5 separate regions of the Homo sapiens genome follow, and all the other regions are linked to region 1. Evidence: chromatin loops called from intact Hi-C (ENCODE). Cell type or tissue: PC-9. All regions are shown on one strand. Links, peaks and the distances in the headings refer to the core of each region. The heading gives the core; the rest is flanking DNA.

Region 1 (6,051 bases), core at 1-4,000:
CATGGAACCACAAGAGGAAAGTGTTTCTAGAAGGTGACAGTGAGCAGCTTATGAATGACCAGCACAGTGTCCCCTGCCACAGCAATGGAGGTCCCTGGAGACCTCGCCAGGCTAGCCACCGTGGGTTGGCGGGAGTGGAAGTCGGCTTGGGATGAGCTGAGGACCCCGTGGAGGTCAGGATGTGAGGCCGGGAGTGGAACCCCCTCTTTTGAGAAGGTTGCCTGACTCAGAGACACAGAAACGGGTCCAGGGATGGGGAGAGATGTGGAGTGAGGGAAGGTTTGCATTTGAGAAAGGAAGTTCGAGAACACACTGGGACATTGTAACACATTTGAACCATCTTCTGATAGAAAGGTGTTGGCCTCCTAATAATGGGAGGTCAGGGCCAGGTCCTCGGGCATAGGGAGAGGGTCCGGAGAATGCTGCAGACCCCTGCCCACTGCCCACGGTCTCCGCTCCCTGCACCTGCCTCTGATGGTGCAGCTCTGATTCCGTGTCTCTCCTCATTGCAGATTTATGAAGGTGCCTACCATGTTCTCCACAAGGAGCTTCCTGAAGTCACCAACTCCGTCTTCCATGAAATAAACATGTGGGTCTCTCAAAGGACAGCCACGGCAGGAACTGCGTCCCCACCCTGAATGCATTGGCCGGTGCCCGGCTCATGGTCTGGGGGATGCAGGCAGGGGAAGGGCAGAGATGGCTTCTCAGATATGGCTTGCCAAAAAAAAAAAAAAAAAAAAATCAGAAATTGGAGAAATCCTTAGCACAATTTTCTAAAAAATAACAGACATTTTTGTTATACATTAGACTATCAGACACTGGACCTACCTTAATGGTTAGACACTTTATGCAAAAAAAGAGAAAGGTCCCAGGTGATTTTCCACAAAGAATGTGCTAAAATGTCCACTGAAAACAAAGCCAAGCCTCTGCCCTGCCTCTCCCAGCTCCCACAAGGGTTCCAGGAATTCCTGGTGTTCCCAGGACACCAGACTGCAATAACTGGAGGCGCCTCCTTCCTGCCCACCCTTCGCTCACGCCCCAGCGCCCTCTCTGACCAGCCTCCGCTTGGTGGCCTTCCTCTGGCCGTGTGATGAGGTGGTTGCTGTCTCCATAGGGGCCAGCTCCCCAGGGCAGACTCACGTGCCCCTCTGAGGCTCAGAAAATGCCCAGCCCTTCCTCAAAATGAGCAGCCACCCATGACTTTGTGGGCTCCTTGTTAGCCTGAGACCAGGCTTTGCAGAGGGGCGGGGGGTGAGGCTTAGCCCAGAAGGAGAACTGAGCAGGAAACCAAGGCTCTTCTCTGTCCCCTGCCCTTCCCCTCCTGCCAGGGGGAGGCTCAGGTTGGTCCCCGAGTGCCGCCTGTACTCACAAAGGCTGCCTTTCCTCTAGAGTCACTAATTTTACCTGATGCTATGAGAGAATCATATTGAAGATGAAATGTCTAATATATAATGTATATTTTAAAGCAGAGACTATTTTGGTGGATAGGTGGGAGGGAGCAAGGGGAGTTTGAGGGAATCAGAGCTTGATGCTACTGTACAGAACTGGACAGGTTGGGCCGGCAGTGGTGGGGCCAGAGGGCTCTGTGCTCTAGGAGCTAAGCCAGCAGCCCCCGAGAGGGGACTTGGCTGGGCCTTTCCTATGGGCAAGGCCCAGTGCTCTTCCTGCCCACCAGGGACCATGGAGCAGTGGCACCCTATGGGGCTATGATCCCTAGGCCTGGGCCTGGGCCTGCCTATGGCCCAGAGCTACCCTGGGAGTGTCAGTGCTAGCAGCACAGCTACCTCTGGTGGCAGGAGAAGAGAGGCCCAGCACAGCAGCAGGCCAGGCCTTCCTGTCCAGGTCTGCATGGAGCACTCGGTGACCCAGAGCAGGGACTGGAGGCACCCCCAGCCCTGCCCCAGGCCACAGCAGGACAGGCCGGGACAGGCCTCACCCAAGGCCAAGGCTGGCATCAGCCAATCATTCAGAGCTGAGGCCCTGGGCCTAGCCTGCCCTTCTCAGGTGCCAATACCACCCCAGCCCTGCCCTTGGCCTCACTTTTTCCCAGCAATAAGTGGGGTTCACCACCCGCCTCGGGAATACTTTCCCCTTCTAAATGGGACTTGCTGTTACCTCAGGAGGCTCCTTAGTGCAAATATGACCCTGGTCAGGGCTTTGCCACCGTTGAAGCCCTGCAGAAGGTGCAATGTAGGGGTTCTGGGGCCACAGAGGAGAGGCCACTTCCCACCAGGACCCCCAACATGAAGTCTAGGCCTCAGGGGCTCCCGCCCTTCTTCCTCCAGCAGCGGGAACTGCCACTGCTCTCCCAGGCCCTGTTCTGGAGGCTAACCTTGGTTCCTGGAGAGTGTGCCCCTCCACCCTCCCTCCAGCAGCCCTGATCACACCATGAGAGCCAGGAACGGGTCACCCTGCTGAAGATCACTCTGTGCCCTGGGGGAGGAGCCAAGCCCTCACCCCACAAGGGGCAGGTGGGGGCTTGGTTGCTGACCCGGCCCAAGTCCCCACAGAGCACCTTCTGTAGCTCCAGCTTGTCTCCCTGGCTTCTCTTTGAAGGAGAAAAATGTAAAATATGCACTGAGAAAGCCAGCCCCGCCTGCTTAGTCAGCCCCGGCAGCAGGGCAGCCATGGGAACTCAGGAAAAGCAGGAACCCTTTCCAAAAGCCCAGAGATGCCCTGGGCTCAGATCTGTAATTCTCCCAGGAGCTGTGATAGAGCAGGCCACACAAAGTCCCTACGCCTCCCTGCTGCCTCCCCCAGATGCATGTGGTGGCATCACCATTCCCCAAATTGAATATCAGCATGCGGCCTGACCAGGGACTCTTTAGATGCATGAATTTATTTATATGAAGGCTCTCACAGAGACACACACAGCACTTCAGTAGCATTTGCATTCCTGGTTAAAGAATCACCAATATTTAAAATAAAAACTTTCCTGAAATTGGGACTGTCATGTTATCCAGAAGGGCTGGTACATCCGCCCACCATGTCCCCCTGCTGGGTCAGGAGCCAACACAGGACCCTGCGTGTGAGCGTGCCTGACATCTCACGCACGGCCACTCCAGAGCCGGTCCCTGTCCTTGGAAAGCTGTGAAGCCTTGCGTTGAGTTCCTTCTCGATACTGACGGCTCCGTGCTGACATTCTGAGCTCTGGAGTCACACCAGCGCAGGGGCGTGGAGGAACTGAGGTTTGGAAGGAATGCCAGGTCTCGCACAGCTTGGCCTCGAGAAGGTGAGAGGAAGGCAAAGGCCAGGGAGGGGACCCAGAGAGGCCTGGCACACAAGGCCCAAGCACCACCGTCAACACAGCCCAGTCCATACAGAAATGGGTTTCATGCCTGAAAAGCTTTTTACAGAAAGATGCCGCCTGTAGCCAGTGACAGCCGCAACCCTACAGGCCTCAGTTCCTTGCAGAGGTGAGGGGTAGAGAGTCAGCCTCCCTCCCTTCCAGCAGCGACCCAGCTTCCCTCCACTTCCAGGTGGTGCTGGGCTCACCGAGGGAGCACTGGTGGGTGCTCTGAAAACCCACAGGATCCCACCTCCAGGCCCACCTGGGTCCCATCTCACTCTCTTCTTCTTTCACCAATTGCTAACATAGACCTTGTTGGGATCACGATGGCTTCACAAGCCAGCTGTTGGGTTTGCTATGTCACTGTGGCTCAGTCACATCCCTGCGTGTATACTGTCTGCGGGGCACATATGTATCCATTTAGAGCTAAAGGAATCAGTGTACACTACAGCTAATCCTAATAAATCCGATGTTTTCGGAATGGCGTCTGTCTGTCCATCACAGTAGCCTCTGACCCTGGATGGCAATCTTCCTTGCTGAGAGCACAGCAGGCCCTTTTTTAGACAGGCTGATCCCTGCCTGAGCCATGCCTGTCACCTGATACCAACTCCAGCAGTGCTTCCCAGCCTCCATCAGCGTGTGTGGAGTTTATCTTCTCCCATCCACGCTTGGAGCAGATTTCTAAACACACACATCCTCTCGCAGACCCTGCCCCGCCACTGGGGAGGACGGAGCCCAGGCCACCCTCCCCGTGCCAGCTTCAGGTGGCTTGTGCTTTCTCCAGGGCCCCATATAGATGCCAAACCCATCCCCACACAAGCTGGGCTCTGTCCGGACTCAGCCCTCCCTCCTCAGCATAGGGAACCCGGCCTCCTGCTGCTGGGCATCCTCCAGCCCCTCTCCATTCTATACCCACACGTGGCCCAGCCACTCTCCTCCTAAGTGTGGCCAGGATTATATGGCTTCCTTCCAGCTGCACAGCTGTCACCAGCGTCTGAGGGATGGCAGCAGCAGCCTCCTTGGCAGGCCCCGCTTTCTCTCCTGCACCCAGTCTGTTTCCACACGGAGGCGAGAGGGCTGTTAAAGTATGAGTCAGACTGTGGCCCTTCTCTGCTTAACATCCTCCGGTGACTACCATCTCACCTAAATAAAGGCCACGGTTCTTGCTGAGGCCTATAGGTGCTGGGCCTTTGGCCTCCTTGCCTCCCCTCTCCCCATCCTCCACATCCACTCAGTCCTCACCATGCCAGCCTCCTCACGGGCTGTCTTCTCAGTGAGGCCCTCCCCCAGGTGCTGCCCTGCCTTCTCCTCCTCCAGCACACTTGTTGACATCTGACATGACAGATCTTCTGCTTGTCTGCTTGGTAGCACTCTGTCCCCTCCCTTGTGAGCTGCAAAAGGGCATATCCCTGCACTACACCTCTGCCTGCTTCCCAGAGGGTCCCTGGAAAGGCCTGCCTGATAGGGCAGGGAGGGAAGGAGTGGGTGAGTGAGTGAATGAATGAGTGAGTGATGGAATGATGTGTTCTCTTTATCCTCTCTCTCAGGAGGAGCCAAACCCCCATCCCATGCAGGGCAGGTGAAGGCTCAGGTGCTGAGCCCAGGTCCCCACAGAGAGCGCCTACCATAGCCCCATATTATCTCTCTGGTTTCTCTTTGAAGGAGAAAAATGTAAAAAGTGCACTGACATGAGTGAGTGAGGGACTGTGCAAGTGAGTGAATGAATGAGTGAGAAAATGAATGCATGATGGATTGAATGAGTGAGGAAATGAGTGAGTGAATGAATGAGCAAGGGAATGAATGAATAAGTGAGTGAATGAATGAGGGAATAAGTGAGTGAGGGAATGAGGGAGTGAATGAATGAGCAAGGGAATGAATGAGGAAATTAGTGAATGAATGACTGAGGAAATGAGTGAGTGAGAAGAATGAGTAAGTGAATGGGGATGAATGAATGAAGGAATAAGTGGTGAGGGAATGAGAATGGATGAATGACGAAAGGAGTGAATGAATGAGGGAAATGAATGAGGGAAGGAATTAATGAATGAAGGAATGAGTGAGAATGAGTGGGGATGAATGAAGGAATGAGTGATGAGGGAGTGAGTGAGAATGGATGAGTGTGGGTATGAATGAGTGAGATCATGAGTGAATGAGGGGATGAATGAATGAAGGAACAAGAGTGAGGGAATGAGTGAGAAAATGAATGAGTGAGGGAATGAGTGAGAGAATGGATGAATGAGGGAATGAGTGATGAGTGAATGAATGAGGGAATGAGTGAGTGAGGAAATGAGTGAATGAATGAAAGCGAATGAGGGGATGAATTGAGGGAATGAGTGGGTGAGGAAATGACTGATGAATGACTGAGAGAATGAATGAGTGAGGGAATGAATAAGTGAAGAAATAGAATAAATAAGTGAATGAGTGAGGGGATGAATAAATGAGGGAATGGGTGAGTGAGGGAATGTGTGATGAGGGAATGGATGGATGAGGAAATGAGTGAGAGAATGAAGGAATGAGTGAACGAGTGAGTGAGAGAATGGATGAGTAAGGAAATGAGTGAGAGAATGAATGAATGAACGAGTGAGAGAATGGATGAGTGAGGAAATGAGTGAATGAATGGATGAGTGAAGGGATGAATGAATGAGGGAATGAGTGGGTGAATGAATGGATGAGTGAATGAGTGGGGGATGAATAAATGAGAGAATGAGTGAGTGAATGAGGGAATGAGTGAGGGGATGAATGAATGAAGGAATGAGTGGTGAGGG
Region 2 (6,051 bases), core at 1,054-5,053, 280 kb before region 1:
TGGTATATACTGTAGGACAGATAGGAAGTTGAAAATGAAAATAGTAACTCTCCTCCAGGATATCATAAGTTTAGTACAATTTCTCCAGGGTGTGGCTGGGGGGCACGGGGATGCCAAAGGTAAAACAAACCACTTCCATCATTCCATCTTTTTCTCTGTAGTCATTAGTACTAGGATAAAACAGACTTGTAGCATAGTGGCCACCATAGCTGGTGTCTATCAAAGCTTTGTTCTTTTATCAGTTTTTTATTTTGAGAAATTTCAAACATACAGAAAAGGTGAAAGAATAGTACACTGAATACCGGTGTATTCTGCATCTAGAGTCAATAATAGTTAGCATTTTGCCTTATTATCTTTATGTCCCCACCCCATACACACACACACTTTTTTTTTCCTGAAACCTTGAAAAATCAATTACAGGCATAATACTTCACTCCTAAATACTCAGCATACTTCTTCTAAGGATGAGGAAATTCCTTTACATAATCACAAACCATTATCATACCTATGAAAAAATAACATTAATTCTATAAAATTGAATAAAATCCTGTTCATATTCTAATTTCCCCAGTTGTCCCCAGAATAACTCAATAGCTGTTATTTTCAAACCATCATCCAACCAACCTTCACACATTATACTTTGTTATTATGTCTCTCTGGTCTCCTTTCATTTAGGAAGGCCCCCATCTTGGGTTTTTTTCCCTGTGACATTAATTTTTTTGAGTCAGGGTCAGTTTTCTTGTAGAATGTCCCACAAGCTGAATTCACCTATCTCCTCATAGGGTTGTTTACTTTGTTCTTCCTCTATTTCCTATAAACTGGAGGTAAAATGTAGAGGTTTGACTGGACACAAGTTAAGTATTTTGGTGGTGGTGGGGACATGAGAAGACTCTATACTGAATGATATAGGAAGCAAATACTATAAAATTATATCATTATTAATGATGATTATTTGATTACAGCGGTGGCTATCCAATTTCTCCATTGTAAAAGTACATATTTTTTCATGTTGTAATTAGTCTGTGATTTATCAGGTAATATGTCTTCAGTGCCATGTGACTATCCTGTTCTTTATAACCTTTCAACCGATGCTTTTAGCATCCATTGATGATTTCTGACTGAACCAACTATTATACAAATTAGGATCTTGGCTATCCTTCTATCATGACTTCTACATTTATTACCTGGCTTTTGATTCAATGTGTTTCAGTCAATTATAGTCAATTACGATTTTTGATGTTTGAATTATTTTGAATCTGGCCAGTGACTGCCCTTTCAGGCTGGTTTCTCTGTCTTTTCATGACTCCCTTAAGTCTTTGACAATGTACCTGCTTTCTGGTGTAACAGGATATCTGAACCTTACCTTGCAATTTCTGTGCTCCAAACCTAGAATCAGCTATTTTGTGAAGAAGCACAACTACATTCTAAGCAGCTAGCTGAGTCCATCATCCAACAATACAGCAACTTCCTTATTTTGCCCTCAATGAGCTCTGTTAGGGCTGGAACCAAACATGTTTGTATGTGTATCTTTGGGGTTTAACATGGGCTTACTACCTAGAAAGGCATTCAATAAAGGTTTGTTGAATGAAAACCCAACAGACATCAGCCAGGCTCTTAACCCTGACTGCATGTTAGAAAAATCTGAAGATTTTTAAAAAATATTGATGCCCAGGCCCCATAACCAAATATTCTGATTTGATTTGTCTGGTATGGAGAGACAGTTTAGCCTACTGCTAAAAATATAGACTTTGGGGCCAGACTATCTAACTTTGAATCCCAAATTCAACATTTACCCTCTGTTTGACTTCTTTAGATGGCTTCAGTTTCTGCACCTTTAAAATAAGGGAAATAATAGTTGCAGGCTGTTGAGAGAATCAAATAAATTAACACATGCAAAGTGCTTAGAATTTTCCCTAGCACAGGGTAACCAGGTAACTGTCAGCTGTCAATTTTAATCTGCATTGGTTAGTAAAAGAATTCATTTTTGAAGTACTTCCCAGTGCATTTTCTCTTTCTGATAATTCAGATTTGTCCTCGACAGGCTTTTCACCATTAAGACTGTGCCACAAGACTAAACTAGAGGAGGCAGAGGGGTGATTTGAGGGAAGTTCTTGCTGGACAGATGGAGGAGGTAGAGAGCATTTCCAGTCCTGGGTGAAGGAAGGAAGATTTGGAGGGGCTGATACTAAGGTGAAAATGTTGTTTGGGTCCCCTAGAAGTTAGCCAAAGAAGATGATGAAAATGGCTCAGATGGGCTGAAGGCAGAAGGGACTTAGCCTGGACTCTGGGAAGAAATCCCCCTGCCCACAGCGGGTCCCACTGGCAGCCAGTATAGAGTTGAAGTGGAGAAACAGGAGGCCTCCCTGCTCCCTCAGCCTGCTCCCTGAGCTCCCCTGCCATCCTGGAGGAAGGGAAGACAGCCACAAGTGGCAAACAAGTGTGTACCGATGGGCTGCCATAGTAGGGAATGGGGGGACCCTGCACCAGAGTTCGGGGAAACAGACAGAAACCAGAGCCTGGCAAGAATATGCAGTTGAGTCTCAAAGGGCCAACAGCTGGAACAAGAGCCAAAGTGGGGGCTTTGTCAGCAGGGAGAAGGCTGAGCCCTCTGGGAGCAACTCCTCTTTGTGAGATATACAAGAATCCTGAGGGCACACTTGAGCTAGAAAACATGAGAGTGGCTCTTCGGTATTCAGTTCATTATGATTATCACCAAGATGCCCTCTGTCCAAGCCCACAGGGTCCCTTAAAAGGCAGGATTTCTGCGTGCCAACCACAGGAATCTTTTGCAGGTACCTAAGGCCACAGTGTTGTCATCCCTTGGATGTTCTTATAGCAGGGAATAGTTTCCTGCCACTAGGTGTCATCTGCCACCACTGTCTTCTCTGTCTCAGGAAGCCTAATTCTGTCTCTGGAATGGGCCATTTCTGCCTCTTTCACTCAAGGAACCTGCCTCTAAGCACCCTCACCATGGGCAGTTCAGCTTAATTCTCCTCATTAGTGTCAAACACCAAGCTGATTACTGTGAGGATATAAGAGAAGGAGTTCTGACTTTTTCACTTTAACAACAGCTTTATTGAGGTATAGTTCATATATCATAAAATTCACCCCTTGAAAATGTATAAAAAAATGGTTTTTTAGTATATTCACAGAGTTGTGCAGCCATCACCACTGTCTAATTTCAGAACATTTTCATCACTCCCAAAATAAATCCTCTGCCCATTAGCAGTCACTACCCATTCACCCTTTCTCCATTTTCTGGCAATCACAAATCTACTTTCTGCCTCTATCCATCTGCCTTTTCTGGACATTTCATATAAATGGAATCATGTGATATGTGGTCTTTTGTGATTGCCTTCTTTCACTTAGCATAATGCTTTCAAGGTTCATCTATGTTGTAGCAACTGTTAGTATTTCATTCCTTTTTATTGCCAAATGATATTCCACTGCTTAAATAGACAGTATTTTACTTATTTGTGTATTTTACTTATCTGTCCATCTGTGGATGGACACTTGGGTTGTTTCCACTTTTTGGCTGAGACGAATGCTGCTGCTGTGAACATTCAGGTACAAGGGTGGGCATATATTTTCAATTCTCTTGGATATATACCTAGGAGTGGGATTGCTGCATCGTATGGCAACTCTGTGTCAACCTCTTGAGGAACTGCCAGACTTTTCCAGAGCAGCTGCATTATTTTATATCACCAGCAACGTATGGTGGTTTTGATTTCTCCAAACCTCGACAATACTTGTTATTATCTATCTTTTTTTCATTGTAGTCATCCTTGTGGGTATGAAGTGTATCTCATCATGGTTTAGATTTGCATTTTCTTAATGGCTAATGATGTTGAGCACTAGATCATCTGTTTATATTCACTGGACAAGTGTCTATTCTGTTCCTTTGTCCATTAAAAATATGTTATCTTTTTATTATTGAGTTATAAGATTTCTTAATGTATTTTAGATACAAGTCTCTTACCAGACATGATTTGCAATTATTGTCTCTCATCCTGTGGGTTGTCTTTTCATGTTCTTGTTGTTGCTCTTTGAAGCACAAACGTTTTGATTTTTGATGTACAATTTATCTTTTTTTTTTGGTATGTGTGCTTTGGCATTTCTAAGAAACCATCACCTAATTCAAGATTTATGCCTACATTTTCTTCTAAGAATTTTACAGTTTTAGGTTGTATGTTTAGATTTTTAATCTACTTTGGGTTCCTTTTTGTACATGGTAAGAGGCAGGATTCCAACTTCATTATTTTGCATGTGGATATCCAATTATTCCTGCACCATTTGTTGAAAAAAGGATCCTTTCCTCACTGACTTGTCTTGGCAGCCTTGTTGAAAATCAGTTGACTGAAATGGAGGGATTATTTCTGAACTCTCAAGTCTATTCTACTGATCGATATGTTTTGTCTATCATTATGCTGGTACCACATGGTCTTGACTACTATAGCTTTGAAGTAAAGCTTCAGAATTAGGAAGTGTGGGTCTTTCATCTTTGTTCTTTTACAAGATCATTTTGGCTTTTCTGGGTCTCTTACATTTCCATATAGATTTTAGGATCATCCTATCAATTTTTGTATGTAATATCTTACCATTTATATAGAATTTTAATTCCTTTTAATGATGTCTTGCAGTTTTCAGTGTACAAATCCTGTACTTTTTTTGTTAAATTTACTCCTATTTTATTCTTTTTGATGATATTGTAAATAGAATTGTTTTCTTAATTTCATTTTTTAATTGTTCATTGTAAGTGTATAGAAATACAATTTTTTGGCGTATGGTCTTATGTCCTGCACCCTTGTTGAACCTGTCTATTAGCTCTAGTAGCTTTTTAAAATAATTCCTTAAGATTTTCGAAAAAAATGATTATGTCATATGCAATTAGTTATTACTTTCCAATATGGATGCTTTATATTTCTTTTTCTTTCATAATTTTACTGATTAGAACCTCCAGTATAATGCTGAATAGAAGTGGCAAGAGTAGGCATTCATGCCTTGTTCCTGATTTTAGGGGGAAACCTTTCAGTCTTTTACCATTAAGCATGATGTTAGCTGTAGATTTTTCATAAATACCCTTTATCGGGCTGAGGAAGTTACTTTCTATTTCCAGTTTGTTAAGTATCTATAGCACGAAAGGGTGCATCTATTTTTTTTCTTTGCATCTATTGAGATAATCTGTTTTTTTCCCTTTATTCTACTAATACGGCATATTACATTGATTCGTTTTCTTTTTTTTTTCCTTCAACTTTTATTTTAAGTTCCGAGGTATATATGCAGGATATGCAAGTTTGTTACATAGGTAAATGTGTGCCATGGTGGTGTGCTGCACGGATCAACCCATCACCTAGGTATTAAGCACAGCATCCATTAGCTGTTCTTCCTGATGCTCTCCCTCCTCCCACACATTGATTCATTTTCAAATGGTAAGCCAACTTTTCATTTCTGGGATAAATCCTTCTCGAACACGGTGTATAATTCTTTTTGCATGTTGCTGGATTCAGTTTGCTAGTATTCTGTTTAGATTTTTGCATCTATATTCATAAAGGCTACTAACCTATAGTTTTCTTGCAATGTCTTTGCCTAGTTTTGGTATCAGAATAACACTGGCCTCAAATAGTAAGTTTGGAATTGTTCCCTCTTGTATATTTTGTAAGAGTTTGTGAAGGATTGGTGTTATGAGCTCTGACCTTTTTGAAACACAATACTGGCTCCCTCATTCTGTATTGGAGGTGGAGAACAAAGCCTCCTGGTGAGTCCCAGGACTCTGTCAAGAACTGCAAAGAGTCTGGGATTTTATAAGTAAGCTTGCTGCAGTTTCATGGATGCTAATAGAAGACGTAAGACTTCTGGGTCAGAGATGAAAGACAGTGTTATAGCAATAGTAGCAACTAGTATATCAGCATTTTTATGCCAGTTATTATGCCAGTTTTTTGACTTATTCTCACGGGGCAATGTGAAGAGTGCCAGCTGAGACCTGTACAATCAATGGGTTGCATTACTGCAGAGAAATGCTGAGCTTAGGGAACCGGAATTTTTCATAATGAC
Region 3 (6,051 bases), core at 1,084-5,083, 270 kb before region 1:
CTGACTCTAAAAGCCATGCTTTTGCAGTGCTCACGTTGCTCTCAGGAATATTAGTGGTGATTGGATCAGTTAAAGAAAGTCAAATCAACACCAAAGGAGGTAACAAAATGTTTAAAACTGGACCCATACCTGCTCCATGGAATCCCCCGCAGACATAGAGTTTCCCATCCACTGCCCCTGCATTGGTGGAATTGGTGCGGAGTGAGAGGAGGGGACTTGGCATGGGAGGGCCCTCTCGCCAAAAGTCCCCATCTGGGTTGTAGATCTCCACCACGTCAAGGCATTTTCGAACCTGGCCCTTGTCTTGACCTACACAGCCAATGCCACCTGCAGAGAATTATGTGGAGAAATGAGAGGATCAGGAACTGAAACTCAATTGTGGACAGCACTGCCCCCTGCATGGTTTGTATCAAAGGTTTATGGGACTGTAACTTTTCTCTTTCTTGCCAGGTGCTACCTTGAAGACAAGTTCTAAGCAATAGTGATGTCTACTGTGTACTCCATAGCGACATTCAATGTCATTTTTATTCATAGTGTTCTCCTTGTTTGTGATCATGCATGAGACTGAGTCTACCACTGGCTTATATTCTATAATATCCAATGCTGGTTCACATCATGAGCATCCCCTTTATAATAAGAATTTCAGGGTTGACTGTAAAGGTAACCTGACTTTGACATCTGCCTTGCTGTTGATGGTTAGCAATGCTTTTGCTGATGTGGCTAGCTAGGAATGTGTTCTTCCCATCCCTTATCATTGCAAGCTGGTTTCTCCCTCTCTTCCTAAGTTGCATGATCTTTCCCAACTAGGGAAGGACTATTCTTTGGTAAATTTCAGGAAAGGCCCTAAACCCAAATGCCCAGTGCATCTTCCAGTTTTGGATGATATAGTTCATTCATCAGATAATTATTAAGTGCCTATTATATGTAAGGCAATGTGCTAAGTTATAATAAGGAGTTCTGAAAGATGCATAAAACATGTTTCCTGCTGTTAAGAAATTAATAGGATGGAAAGGGCCGTGTTTGCAAATAAATAAAGTAGAGGACATCAAGACAGGTGTCTTAAAGAGATAAAAGTGAGATTTAGAAGTCCAGGGACTGTAACAAGGAATATAAATAACACTTAGAGAATCATGACTTTAAGTACAACTCTCCATTGGAAAAATAATTGTATACAAATTTCCTATCCACTGTTACAAGAAACACATTTCTATGCACTGCTTTTATTTTCCCCTCCCAAGTCCACACTGGAAGGTCATCAAGGTCAGGGCCATATTTCCTGATCTGAAGGATGGCTCCTGAGACTGAGGTAAACCCCCCGGAAGGAGGGACATGCCTGTATTTGCAGACACGCCTCTCATCGATGACCTCATTCTATCCAGACTCACAGCCTGGTCTGTGTGACTAATCAAAAAGCCTGTAAAGCACTGGCCTCAGGTAAACCAGCTCTCCTTCACATAGAGAGGTCCTGGAAGAGTCACTGTGCAAACTGCATATGTTGGGTGGTGACTGATACTGGAGTATGTTGTTGACAGCGATCTCAAAACCAAAATTAAGAACTCTGCTTTGATCTCATGGCTTTTACTATATGTATCACATACTGAGAAATTAATCTCATGTGTTTCCTGGCCTGTCTTCTTTCAGTGTCATTTTATACCCTTTGCCTATCACTGCATCAGTCAGGTGGTATTTTCACCATCACCTGCTTTCCTATCTTGCTCACTGGCCTGTCGTTTTCCATATTGCATCCCTAGTACCTAGCCCAGTGCCTGACACGTTGTGTGTTGGAATGAAGAATGAGAAGTTTAATTTTGCATGTGCTTTCCCTGCCTGTCCAAGTGAGTGTGCTACTGGGGCCAAAGGCCACTATTCTGCATCTTTTATATCACAGGGCCTGCCACACAGTACTCAATGAATCCAAGAAGATTGATGGGAACAGCTTATTTTCACCATGGTTGGGGCTTATGCCAGGCATAAAAGCTGATGGAAGGGCACTTTGAAGGAAAAGTCTTTTTTTCTCTTTGCTGATATAAACTGACCTGTTTCCTGTCTCAGTTTGAATCCAGGGACTGAGGCTATAAACTAACTCAGGAGGCTTTTAGCTGCCTTCTCTCTTATCCGACTGGATAAATAATTTAGCCCATTACAGTGCCAAGTTTGAGCTGCAGCGTTTCCAAGGAGGGGACACACTGGCCTCGGTTAACGGCACAGCTCTGCTGTTCCTGGGCCCTCTTTCAATGTGGCACTGTGGTAGCGAGAGCTTTCTCAGCCTAACAAAAAGTGGAGTTTCCTATTTGTAGGGCAAGAAGGACTTAAAGAGGAGGATTTAACCATAGGAGTTGAAACAAGCAATCACCCATAAGGTAAGAGTAAGATGATCTAGTTGTCTGTTTTTGTGAGATCCAGGAGAAATGTTACTAGGCTGGTTTGTATTACAGCTCCTCCAGAAGACCAGCAAGTGGAAGCAAAGAGGTCAAATGCGAGTCACTGGAGTTGGGTTAGGGCACACGGAGCAACCAGCATCCTGAATCCAGCTCACAAATTTCACATAAAAGCCCATTAGAAGACTTCCCCAACATGACGCATATACAGAATGGGTATTATTCTCTTGATTTTTGCAATAATTAGTGTTGTCACTTTTGATGCTCTGTTACCAAGTGTATTTAATTATAATGTTCAGCCCTAACTCTACAAAACTAGCCCTTTCTATTTGGTTGGCAGGCAGTTCACACGCTCCACTCAAGGAGTGACATGAGCTTACAGCGTGCTCTGTCTTTGTTTCTGACCATTAATGCCTGAACACATTCTCTGTCTCACTTGGATGTAATTCCACCATCAAGTACACTCTATTAGCAGCAGACTTAATGAGCTTAAACTGAAGGTGAATCCTGATTAGGTAAATAATCAAATGAAAGCATGATCTTCATTAATAAGTCAGCACCAGCACTACAAGAGAAATCTTTTGATGAGAGGTGTCTTGGGGTAGGATCAGTACATCTGTAGAATTTCAATGAGATACCTCCATATCTTTAATTTATACGAACCTCTGAGCATGACTTTTCTTTATTCAAAAACAGACAAATGAATAGAAATTATATTTGCAGGTCATATCCAAATGGACCTCAAATGCAAAATATATACCCTGGTTTTTATTTATTTATATTTTTTGGTGTGTGCGTAGTGGAAAGGGGGAAATTATAGAAGAGGACAATGCCTGCCTCTCTTCTTTATCATTTCTATAAAGACTCCCTCCTTCTTGTGTGTGTGGCTATTTTAGATTCTCTCCTCTCTGTGGGGTGCAGGAGTGAACCTCTCCTCCCACACAAAGCCTGGCAGGGAGCTGGCTGAAGCAGAGGGGAGTGGTACTCGCTGCCCAAGTTGCCCTTGAATGCAGTGGTGCTTGCTCCCAATGTCCTCTGCCTGCAGGGTCACCTCAAGGTGGCAGGCTTATTCTATTTTCCCCTGGGTTTGATCCAGAACAGGAGGTGGGGGTTTGTAATCCTTCAGATAAGCTTCCAAAGTTGCCTGTCGTGCTAAACCAGTCTTAGGGGAAAAATGTACATATATTTACTATTGTCGGCACCCACGTGCCTTGGAAAAAGCATGTGGACTTTGGAAACACTCAGACCCTGGTCCCTACCCTGTGTCACCATTTACTAGCTAGACAAAGTTGGTCAATTTAATTTATCTCAGCCTTTTCTCATCAGTAAATTAAGGATAATGACAGCAATTCCATAACCTGTTGCAAAGATTCACTTATTAGGCAACCATGTAAGGGTGGAGAAGGGTAAGGAGGAACTCCCATTTGTTGTATACCTATTCACAAGTATTGCCACAGGAATTTTTCTTTAATACCTATTCTCATGCACGGTGTGTAAACAAAATGGCTAGCATGCAGGAGGCACCCAAATGTTAACTCTCATTCTCTTTCATGTTCTAGGATGTTTCATGAGTAACCGGTGTTTATTAAAGTTGCTGAAATCCTACCTTTGATTACTCTCAATTTAATTATTTGCTATGTCTATAATTGATGGTTTACTAACTGTATGGTCAAATTGTCCTTAATAGTTTCTTCCGGGGTTGGATAGAGAGATTCAGAAGGCCAAAGGGCTGAGGAATGGGCAGAGCCTTCCTCTCAGGCTTCAGGCAGAGGGAAAAGCTCCCTGACATGACTTAGAGTAACTCATTTGGTCATAAATGTTTGAGAGAGGTAGGAGCTGTTGGTGGACCTAACAATAGAAAAGGATTTTGCAATGCATAGGCTTCTAGGAGTTAAACTGGCCCATATATCTGAGTGGATGGGCTACTTTCTGACTCACATGTCAGACATGATCTATTCACTGCTAATATAATGCTTGTGATGATTTGTTTCATTCTCACACAAGTTGTCAGCTCTCTGATTTTTTTCCAACCTCGTATCAGAATTCTAGCTTTGGTGCCTAAAACCCTAGAAAACATGAACCTAGCTTCTTGCCACTTTCTAAAGTCTAACACAGGAGGCTCTTGGGTATTTTCAGAATGAAGCCCTTCAGTACAAGGCTGACAGCTGCTTACCTGCCTTCTACCGGATTCTGGTTGATACTGTGCAGTGCTCATCAATAGGGTGCCTGGGCTCACAGAACAGGGCTGCTGGGCCCCCATGTACTGTGGCCATTCTCCATTCTCTCTATCTGCTGGCCTTCATAGCCCTTGACCAGCTTTTTCTTGCCAGGCCAGGAAAACACAATCATCTGTCTGCTTTTTGTTTGCTACCCCACACAGATGACTATGAAAATCAAATAAAAGAGCTTCAAGGGGAAGACCAAGTTCCATTTGTTACAGCTTGATTTTGCTTCATTTTGGAGGGAAAAATCAAGTGTTGGAATTATCTGATAACTTCCGAGTGGACATATAGCTGGTTTAATAGAACGTTCTGGAGCTGGGCCCTGAGTGCCAAATAAGCTGCAATTACACAATGCTGTCCCATCTGATCCTGAGTGATACCCGGGCTTTTGTGTCAACCCAGCACTGGGTCTTAGTGGATTTTCAGTCGAGTCTGGGCCTTTCAAACCCTGGGCCCATCTTTTCCTTGTCTCTTCTCCATCTTACCACCAGTCTGTCCTGCAGGGGTCCCAGCAGGTCTAAAGCCTGGGCCAGTAAGGGGAGAGCACAGAGTGGAGAGCCTGGACGTGGTGGGTGGGAGTGAGCTTAGGGGATGGCCCATAGATGCCACAGCAGGCTAGAGGTGCCAGCTGCAGATGAATGTCACCACAGCCCTCCTCTCAGCAGTCACCGACTCTGCTGACTGTACCTCCTCAGTGCCTCCCATACCCATCCCCTCCCCTACAGACACCAAGTCTTGGTGACCCAGCTGCTCCTAACTCCTCACATGCCTGGTCTGCCCTTCTCCCTCCTGCACCGCCCCTGCCCCTGAGGCACCAGAACACTCAACCATTCTCCAAATAAGGGAGGCTGTTTGTCTCTAGGCCTAGGCTTGGGCTGATCTCTCCGCCTAGAATGGCCTCTTCTCCTCCTCAACTTGGCAAACCCCTACTCCTCTTTCAAGGCTCAGCTCCACCTTCAACCTCTCACAAAGCCTTTCATGTCTCTACACAGAATTGGCCATTCCCTCTTTTTAGGCTTCCACTGTCCTGAACAGAAATCAAGGTTCCTATGAAAATACATTGCTCTAATTTATCTCCCTATATGTTGCCTTGTTAGATGAGACTGTAAGTCCCTTGAGGGCAGATGTCTAATCACATCTGTATCCCCAACACTTTCTACACTGGGTACGGACAGTGAAGACACAAACACTGAACAGAATGCATGGGTGGGTCAGCTCCTTACTCATGTCCTAGGTATCTTTTTTTCTTATACTTTTTTTTTTGGTGGCGGTTGGGGGAGCGGTCAAAACAGAAAGTGATAACTGGCTTTTCAGAATATGGCAAGTCCTAAATCCAAAGAGCTAAAAGTTGGCTGATTATAAAAGTCATCTTCTTAAGAATATAGGAATCTAATCTCAGATCCTGAGAAAAATGACTGCTGTCTGTTGTTGGGCTCATCTTTTCCCCCAGA
Region 4 (4,000 bases), core at 1-4,000, 55 kb before region 1:
AAACCAGCCCTGCCCGTGTTAGTCAGATCCAGTGAGGGGCGTTGCAAGTTGTTTTATATTTGTTTTGGATTACTTTCAACACTTGTCCTAGAATGCTCCGAGTCTCTTGCTAATGAGTTTTCCTTTACTTAATACCAGACGCTGTGGCTCCTCCCCGCGTGAAATCTCACGTGGACTTGGGAAGAGAGAGCATCTGTCCCCATTTGACTCATTTTCAACACCAGGTCCCCGAGTGCCAGGTTGTGGCCAAATCCTGTTCCAGTGGGAGGACCCCCCTTCCCTAGGATGTGGCTGAGTCACTTGTTTGTGCAGGCTCAGGAGTCTGGGAGCCACCCCAGGGACCACAGGTGTGGAAGGAGAAGCCCGCTCCAATCACGGTTTCTGGGCGTCACCTTGGAGACAGCAGCTGAGGAGCTCAAATAGGTGTTACCGTGGAAGCTCCTGTCTCAAGGGAGCCTGAGGTTTTCTTTCCCAAGTCTGTAGACAGCCACTTGATGGAAATGATCATACCTGTGCCCATTTGCGTTGGGCTGGACCAGAGACCCTGTGCTTACAAGTCTCCGTGGCCTCTTAGCTGCCCTGGAGGGAACCTCTTGTTCTGTGACTTAAGAAACCACAAGCTCTTGTCCTGATGAGTTCTCTTATTCTTGAGAATCTGTGGTGGGCCTGGTACTTTCTAGGTGCTGGAGATACAAAGACACCACAAGGCACCCTGCCCCTAAGGAGCACACAGTCCAGCAGGGGTCTGTAGTAGACCCTGATTATGCCATCCTGTGATAACACTGGAGTTGGACCTCTAGACACACAGGAGAAGGCTGGGGGTTTTTCTAGGGGAGAGACAAGACACGCAGATGTTCCACAGGGTGGAGGGGTGTTTCAGATGGAGCAGGTGTGTGTGCAAGGCCCAGGATGTGCAGGAGTGCAAGGATGGGTGAGTGGTTGCTGCCTGGAGGCCTGGGATGGTGGCCTTGGGTCACTTCCCCTGAGTCCCAGACCAAATCTCCAGATGTTCCCAACAGCCCATCAAAGAGCAGGTACTGAAGAGGGGGCTGAGGAGCTCCTTATGTCCACTTAAGTGGAGGGACAGAGACACAGTACAAGAGAAGGGAACAGAGACAGGGACACACAAAGGCAGACACAGAATGACCCACTTGTGACCTCAGGTGGCTCCATCAGCAATCGAGAACAGGGCTGAGTCACTTGTTTGCGCAGGTTCAGGAGTCTGGGAGCCACCCCAGGGACCAGCTTCCTAGACCCCGTCCCCTGAGGAAAATTCAGGAAGGAGGAGGGAGGGGCAGGGTTATCTCCTCCCCAGGCCCATGGACTGGGTGGATCTTGTGGAATGCACTGGGCTGGAGGGAGATTGGGGGCTGGGGGTGGGGAGAAGGGCTGGAAGGCCAGGGAACCAGCCCCAGTAGACGAGAGGGAGGCTCCCTACGGGAGTGGCAGAGGACAAGAAGGATGGCGTGCATGCCTCTGGAGGGAGTGGACGCAGAGGGAGACGGAAGAGTGGAATGTGAACCTGCAGTTCTACCCCCACAAAGACAGGGGGTGCAGCTAGAGGTCCAGGTTGGGAGGGGAACATAACTGGTTCCAGACAGGTGGGAAACATAGGGGTGGGACCTGGAGCCAAATGAAACAGAAACCAGCCCAGGGATCACACCAGGGTGTCTTAAGTGTTCTGTGTGGATGAGGCCCCCAGAACCAGAGAGAAAAGGGAGGGCAGGGTGGAGAAGGGAAGATCGTGGCAGGGTGAATGGGGACCGCCTGGGGGCAGTTGAGGCAGGGTGGATCTGTGAGCCCAGGACAAGAGAGTGCTGTGAGCAGTGCAGGGGGGACTGCCACCTGCCCAGGAGCCACGAACAGCTTGAAGGCAGCCAGAAATGTAGGAAGGACGCTGTGCAGAGCTGCCATGTTAGAAAACTCAGGAGCCATGGCCGCATGTTTGGGGCTTGTTTTCTCCCTGAAGGAGAGTCAGGAGGACGTGCTCATTCCCGCTGGCCTCAGCTCCATCCTCACCATCCCAGGCGTTCTCACAGGCTCCTCTTCCCCAGTCTCCCTGGCCGGTGCTGTTGGCTTCTCAATCTTCCATCTCTTCCATCTCCACCTTCCTTGTTTCTGTCTGGGCCCCCATCTCCCAAGCTGCTGTCACTCATTCTATTCAAACTCTGTTCTTTGCCTTTACTTCAGTAAAGTCAAAATAACTTTTGTTAACATGGTGCACAAAAATGTAAAGTTCCAGCGCCAGTCTTGTGAAGGGTCAGTCCGTTGTGCAGCCTTCCCCTTCCATGCCCCGCCCCTGTGCCTTCTGTCCCCACTTGCAGGGATGGCAGCTGTGACACCAGTATGGGGGCTGGGACTCTTTCAGGGCACAGCTTTGGGAAAGCCTGTGTGGCCTGAGCAAGGCAGCTGCATCCCAGAGGATGGATGGACACTGCACCAGGAACCCCGGCATCCTGAAGCAGGCTTTCTTTTTTATTATTATTATTCATATAAATGTATGGGTACAAGTGCAGCTTTGTTACATGGATATATTGCGTGGTGGTGAAGTCTGGGATTTTAGTGTACCATCCCCCAAGCAATGTACATTGTACCCATAAGTCATCTCTCAATCCCCCATCCCCCATCCTTCCACGCCTCCAGTGTCTGTCATTCCACCTTCTATGTCCATGTGTGCACATTATTTCACTCCCACCTACAGGTGAGGACATTCGGCGTTTGACTTTCTGTGCCTAAGTCATTTCACTTAAGATAATGGCCTCCAGGTCCATCCATGTTGTTGCAAATGACAGGATTTCATTCGTTTTGAGGACCTAGCAGCATTCCGTGTATAAATGCACCACATTTTCTTTATCCAGCCATCTGTTTATGGACACTCAAGTCGATCCCTGCAAGAACTAAGCATGAAAGGTGGAGAAAGGAAGACTAGCATTTTTTGGATGCCTACTGTGTGACAGGTGCTTTCACTTGCCTCCTCATTTAACCCTTTCAGCAATCCACTCAGTAAATACCCTGGCCCCGATGGCGGCTTTCACTGATGAGGAAACCAAGGATCATAGCGGTGGAGACGTTTGCAAGGTCACACAGCTAAGACGTAGCAGCTGTGGTCTGTACCCGGATCTGATGCCATTGCCTGCCTGCTTTCTGCTGCCTTCCAGGGACTCTGCCGGTCAGCAGGTGTATGACAGAAGCATATATATTAGCCAAAACATGGTCTCTGTCATCTGTTTTCTAACTCAGATAAAGGTGATCTTAAGGACGTGGACAGCACAGTTTAGGATCAAATGTTCTGCAAAATCTGGGTCAGGTCAGGAATTTACCTAATTTGACATATTGTTTCCGACTCCTTTGACATTTCTCTTCATTTGGTTCTGAATATACAGTATAGGAGATTTTTTTCCTATTAAACCGTGTCCGGCGGTGTAAAAGCTCTTGGGGTTGCTGATCTCATGGAGCTCTGCAGTTTGCCTCAAGCAATTCTTTGGACTTCACAGAGCATCCTGTTATTTTGTTACAGACTTAATTCCTTGATCTCATGCATCCTGGAAGTTTCTAGTGGCAAAAGCCTCTCCCCACTCTGCAGCTGTCACTTATTTATAAGCCAGAGGCACTTTCTGTATATGCAACTTTCATCATAGAGCTCTGAGAGAAAGGTCTGGCATTTCTGGATGATTCTGGCCAACCCAGAGCTGCACAGAGCCCTAACATTTCATGAGAGAGAAAATCAACAGGAGAATGGCCACTGTGGGCATGACACGTGGCAATGTGATCGCTAACCCCACGGAACCAGCCACTTACCGCTTTCTGAAACCCAGATCGTCATCCCGCAGCGTGATACAAAAGGAAGATCATCTTGCTAGATGCCAAGAACCGTAGTTATGACACTTTTTGTCATTCTGTTTCCTCTTATTTATACAGTGGAGAGTAGGATGTTTTCAAATAAACCTTCTAAATATGAAATCCTGAGAATGCATTACTTCAAAAATGCTGCACCGTTAGC
Region 5 (4,000 bases), core at 1-4,000, 78 kb before region 1:
GCCATTCAGCTCTTTTTCTGTACAATATTTCATTTGATTAAAGGATTCACTTAAAAAAAATGTTTCAGGGTGAGGCATTACAGTGGGATTACAGTGGTTCACATCTGTAATCCCAGCACTGTGGGAGGCTGAGGTGGGAGGATCGCTTGAGGCCAGGAGTTTGAGACCAGTCTGGGCAATAGGATGTGACTCTGTCTCTACAAAAATAATACAAAAATTAGCTGGGTGCAGTGGCGTGCACCTGTCCCCGCTACTTGGGAGGCTGAGGTGGAAAGATCACTTGAGCCCAGGAGATTGAGGATTTAGGAAGTTTCTTCCACTTCTAGAATTCTCTGATTCTAAATGAGAAACTAGGTATGAAAGCTCTTTGCGAGTTACAAGGGAGGATAGTTATGAAGAGAGGCACCTTATTGCTGTTGCAGCAGAGCGGCCTGGGGAAGGGCAGGCTGATGTCGAGATGACAGGTGGAAGAAGAAAGCAGCCATGGCGCGCGCCGGTCACTGAGCTGAGCACTCACAGGAGCCCCGCTCCATCCTCAGGACAGACCCCCCAGCACTCTGACGGGGCTTCGGGGGTGGGGTGTTGTGGGGTGGAGGCAGGGAGGCTGCTCTGCTCTCCCTCCACTCAGCAAGTATTTATTGAAACTCACTATGTGCCTGCACTGTCTGGGCACTGGGGAAATGCTGAACCAAACAGACATCAGCTTGCAGCCTCTTGGAGCTCACTTGCTACTTAAATATGTTCAGTCCCTCAGGGCTAAGCCACCCGGGCTGGCAGCTCAGGGTCCAGTACTCCCTGGACCTGGAGAAGACCTCAGCTCTGATGGCAGCCTCCCCCTCACCAGCCTCCCTGGGCCTTGCCATCTTCATCTGAGAAGTGGGGAGGATGCACTACCTCCGTCACAGGGTTTTAGTGTGGACTATGGCACTAAGTGAGGGCAGCGTCTAGGTGATGCAGGTTAGTTGAACTTTTGAAATGCCAGTTGTTTAAAAATTGATTTGTAGGAAGCTTATGGTCAAAGACAATCCAATTCTTTTTTTTTTCTTTTTTTTTGAGATAGAGTCTTGCTGTGTTGCCCAGGCTGGAGTGCAATGGCATGATCTCAGCTCACTGCAACCTCCTCCTCCTAGGTTCAAGCAATTCTCCTGCCTCAGCCTCCTGAGTAGCTGGGATTACAGGTGCACACCACCACGCCTGGCTAATTTTTTATTTTTAGTAAAGACGGGGTTTCACCATGTTGGCCAAGCTGGCCTCAAACTCCTGGCATCAGGTGATCTGCCCACCTCAGCCTCCCAAAGTGCCGGGATTACAGGCATAAGCCACCGCTCCTGGCCTGACAATCCAACTCTTTCTAGCAGAGTTTTACCCAGAGACTCCATATGCTGAACTGAAAGGAACCATCTCTAGATATGAGGGCTGTGAGTATGGTAGTGGTTCTCAAAGTGTGATTCTGGTCAAACCAGCAACAGCAGGAGCAGCAGCAGCACCACCCAGGGATTTGCAGGAAGTGCACACTCTCCGGCTCCAGGGTGGGACCAGCAGTCAGTGTTTAGCAAGCCCTTAGGCAACTCTGATGGACACTATAGTCTAGAATCACTGCCCAGGGGTAGACACATGAGTGATGCGCTAGGTTCCCTGAAAGAGGTGAGCACTGGGGCTTGGAGAGCTGGAGGGGTGGACAGGACAGGGAGCTTCAGTAGGAAGAAGAGAGGAAAGGATATTTCTATCCAGGGGAGGGGGAAGGAAATGCCAAAGAGAGAAGGGAGAGTCAGAGTGGAACTCTTGGGAAATACTCCCTTACTTAGTCATCTTGGATGTCAGAGTAAAGTAGGTCAGGCCTCGATTCTTAACATTTTATTTCTATGACTCCAGTAGTCATTACACATCCCCAAAATGAGGGCTCTGATCCCTAAACCACACACCAGCTGTACAGAAGCAACTGGCACAGGAAGTGGCAGTGTGGTGTGATGGTTAGACACACGGGCTTTGGCATCAGCTATGGGCTCAAATCCTGGTTCAGTCATTTACTAGCTGCAGGGCTTTGGTCTGCAGTCTGTTTTTTGTTATGGCCTTCTCCAGTTTTGGTACCAGGGATATTCTGGCTAATAAAATGAATTGGGAAGTGCTCCTTCTTAGTTAGTTCTGAAAGAATTTGTGTAAGATCGTTATTATTTTTTCCTTCAATGTTTGGTAGATCAGTGAGGCTATCAAGGCCTGGAGTGTTCTTTACGGGAAGGATTTTAATTATAAATTCAGTTTCTTTAACTATTAATAGGACTATCCCAATTTTCTTTTTCTTTTTGTGTCAGCTTTAGTAGTGTTTTTCAAGGAGTTTGTGGATTTCATCCAAGACATCAAATTTATTGGCATACACTTGTCCATAATATCCTCTGTTATCCTTGGACAAGTTACTGGAACATTACTGAGCTTTGGTTTCCTAATCTATGAAACGAAGGTATTGAAATTTCTACCTCATAAGTTGTTATGAGGATTAAACAGTCATTTAGGTGGAGTGTTTATCAAAGGTTCTGGCATATAGCATGTATTCACCTGTTCATTATTATTACTGATGGCCTCACCACATTCCAGTTACCTGCTGAAGACATGTACTGAAAAGTGTTTGAATTCTATTGCTTAATAGCTAAAACCTGGCCACACTGGATATTGTCAAAAGCATCATTCTGAGACTATAAGTTTACAAATTGCTGTTCCGTTTCTAGAGTTAAACTTGCTTCAAAATTTCTTTGAGAACATTTTACACTCTTATGGAACAGAGTGCCCCAGGGCTCTGATAGTCTCTAATTTCTTAAATAATCCATTCATTCACTCATTCAAAAAAGATTCATCGAGTGCCTACCATGTGCTTTCACTGTGGGATAGAAAGAGGAATGAGACAATGCTCCTGCCCTTGAGAATCTCACAAGCTAAGGTCCAGCCCCAAATGTGTTTTTGAATTATTTGATCCTTGCCACGAGCCATGAAATATGGGATTTTATGACTGCAATTATAAACAATTGGTTAATTATTTACAATCTTTGGAACCAGGCAGGCAAGAATGTCACCCTGCCCTTGCCACTGACTGCTTATGTGACCCTGGGAAATTTCCTAACCTCACTGAGCCTCCATTGCCTCATCTAACAGGATGGGTGCAATAGTACAAATATTGAGAGATTAGATAAATCCAGGCTCCATGACAGGCACCCATAGATGGTGATGGTGATAGTGATGGTAATGAGTGATGGTGATGATGGAGAATATGAGGAAGGTAAGCCTTAAAGGATAATTTCCTAACTAGTTTTTTGGGGTTTTTTTTGTTTTTTTGTTTTTTTTTTTGATAGAGTCTCACTCCATCACTCGGGCTGGAGTGCAGTGGTGCAATCTCGGCCCTACCTGCAATCTCTGCCTCCCAGGTTCAACCAATTCTCCTGCCTCAACCTCCTGAGTAGCTGGGATTACAGGGGCATGCCAACACACTCGGCTAATTTTTGTATTTTTTGTAGAGATGTGGTTTCGCCATGTTGGCCAGGCTGGTCTTGAACTCCTGACCTCAAGTGATACGCCCACCTCAGCCTCCCAGAATGCTGGGATTACAGATGTGAGCCACTGTCCCCGGCCGTAACTAGTGTTTTTTAAAGAGGTAAACTAAGGCTTCATATTTGAAAGAAAAGAGCTCATTACAAATATCTTTTGTCATAAAAATTTATGTCATGTGGTTTTGCATTGATTATGGCACAACTGACTTCCAGAATCCTCTATAATGAACCAACAAAGCCACTGTCTTCGGAGTTCTTTGATGCTGTTTTTGAGGACACAGCACCCTTTATAAGAGTGCCCCTGCTTGGCTGATAAACAGGCCAGAAAGGCGCAGTTGGGAGGCGACCCTGTGCACAACTGAGGAAGTGGATTGGGGCTCCCACTCAAGAGAGGGGTTTGGCAGATTGTAAGGAGAAAAGAGCCAGGGGCACTACGAGTATTTTCTGAGTAGGATTTACTTTCAATA

What was found. Hi-C counts contacts between places; a loop is a spot of excess contacts. Peaks named below come from ENCODE experiments on the same cell type or tissue, not always from the same donor. Only the 100,000 strongest peaks of a DNase experiment are listed, where the experiment ranks them.
Region 2: a loop joins it to region 1, with 3 times the contacts of the local background. A loop is called at or near these places in 22 of 110 quality-filtered maps.
Region 3: it touches region 1 in a loop (9-fold over the local background); 24 of 110 quality-filtered maps call a loop at or near these places.
Region 4: a loop joins it to region 1, with 4 times the contacts of the local background. A loop is called at or near these places in 45 of 110 quality-filtered maps.
Region 5: it touches region 1 in a loop (7-fold over the local background); 12 of 110 quality-filtered maps call a loop at or near these places.

What each region holds. Positions count from the first base shown.
Region 1 is chr3:127,686,785-127,692,835 of GRCh38, reverse strand. MGLL (monoglyceride lipase) reads left to right here. Exons shown (of 8, transcript NM_007283.7): 8 at 513-3,770. The coding sequence ends at 638. Among named protein-coding and RNA genes, the nearest start is that of ABTB1, 17 kb to the right of the region's middle. RefSeq lists enhancers at 2,623-3,128, 3,129-3,634. In PC-9, for the core only: a CTCF peak has its summit at 1,782 (motif pointing left); a DNase peak (open chromatin) is centred at 2,555; H3K27ac peaks cover 2,535 bases.
Region 2 is chr3:127,967,981-127,974,031 of GRCh38, reverse strand. The region is part of intron 5 of KBTBD12 (kelch repeat and BTB domain containing 12); the gene reads right to left. Among named protein-coding and RNA genes, the nearest start is that of KBTBD12, 56 kb to the right of the region's middle. In PC-9, for the core only: CTCF peaks have their summits at 2,671 and 2,885 (motif pointing right); a DNase peak (open chromatin) is centred at 2,861.
Region 3 is chr3:127,957,465-127,963,515 of GRCh38, reverse strand. It overlaps KBTBD12 (kelch repeat and BTB domain containing 12), which reads right to left. Exons shown (of 6, transcript NM_207335.4): 5 at 130-327. Among named protein-coding and RNA genes, the nearest start is that of KBTBD12, 45 kb to the right of the region's middle. In PC-9, for the core only: CTCF peaks have their summits at 3,189 and 3,400 (motif pointing right); DNase peaks (open chromatin) are centred at 1,415 and 3,515; H3K27ac peaks cover 844 bases.
Region 4 is chr3:127,744,176-127,748,175 of GRCh38, reverse strand. All of the region lies in intron 3 of MGLL (monoglyceride lipase), which reads left to right. It overlaps LOC107986127 (a long non-coding RNA gene), which reads left to right. Exons shown (of 2, transcript XR_001740893.2): 1 at 1-1,516; 2 at 2,859-3,960. Among named protein-coding and RNA genes, the nearest start is that of ABTB1, 73 kb to the right of the region's middle. RefSeq lists enhancers at 1,045-1,154, 1,012-1,523. In PC-9, for the core only: CTCF peaks have their summits at 1,393 and 1,607; DNase peaks (open chromatin) are centred at 235 and 1,225; H3K4me3 peaks cover 592 bases; H3K27ac peaks cover 2,427 bases.
Region 5 is chr3:127,766,404-127,770,403 of GRCh38, reverse strand. The region is part of intron 3 of MGLL (monoglyceride lipase); the gene reads left to right. Among named protein-coding and RNA genes, the nearest start is that of MGLL, 54 kb to the left of the region's middle. RefSeq lists an enhancer at 1,529-1,628. In PC-9, for the core only: no CTCF peak of the experiment used is centred there; a DNase peak (open chromatin) is centred at 1,783; H3K27ac peaks cover 2,418 bases.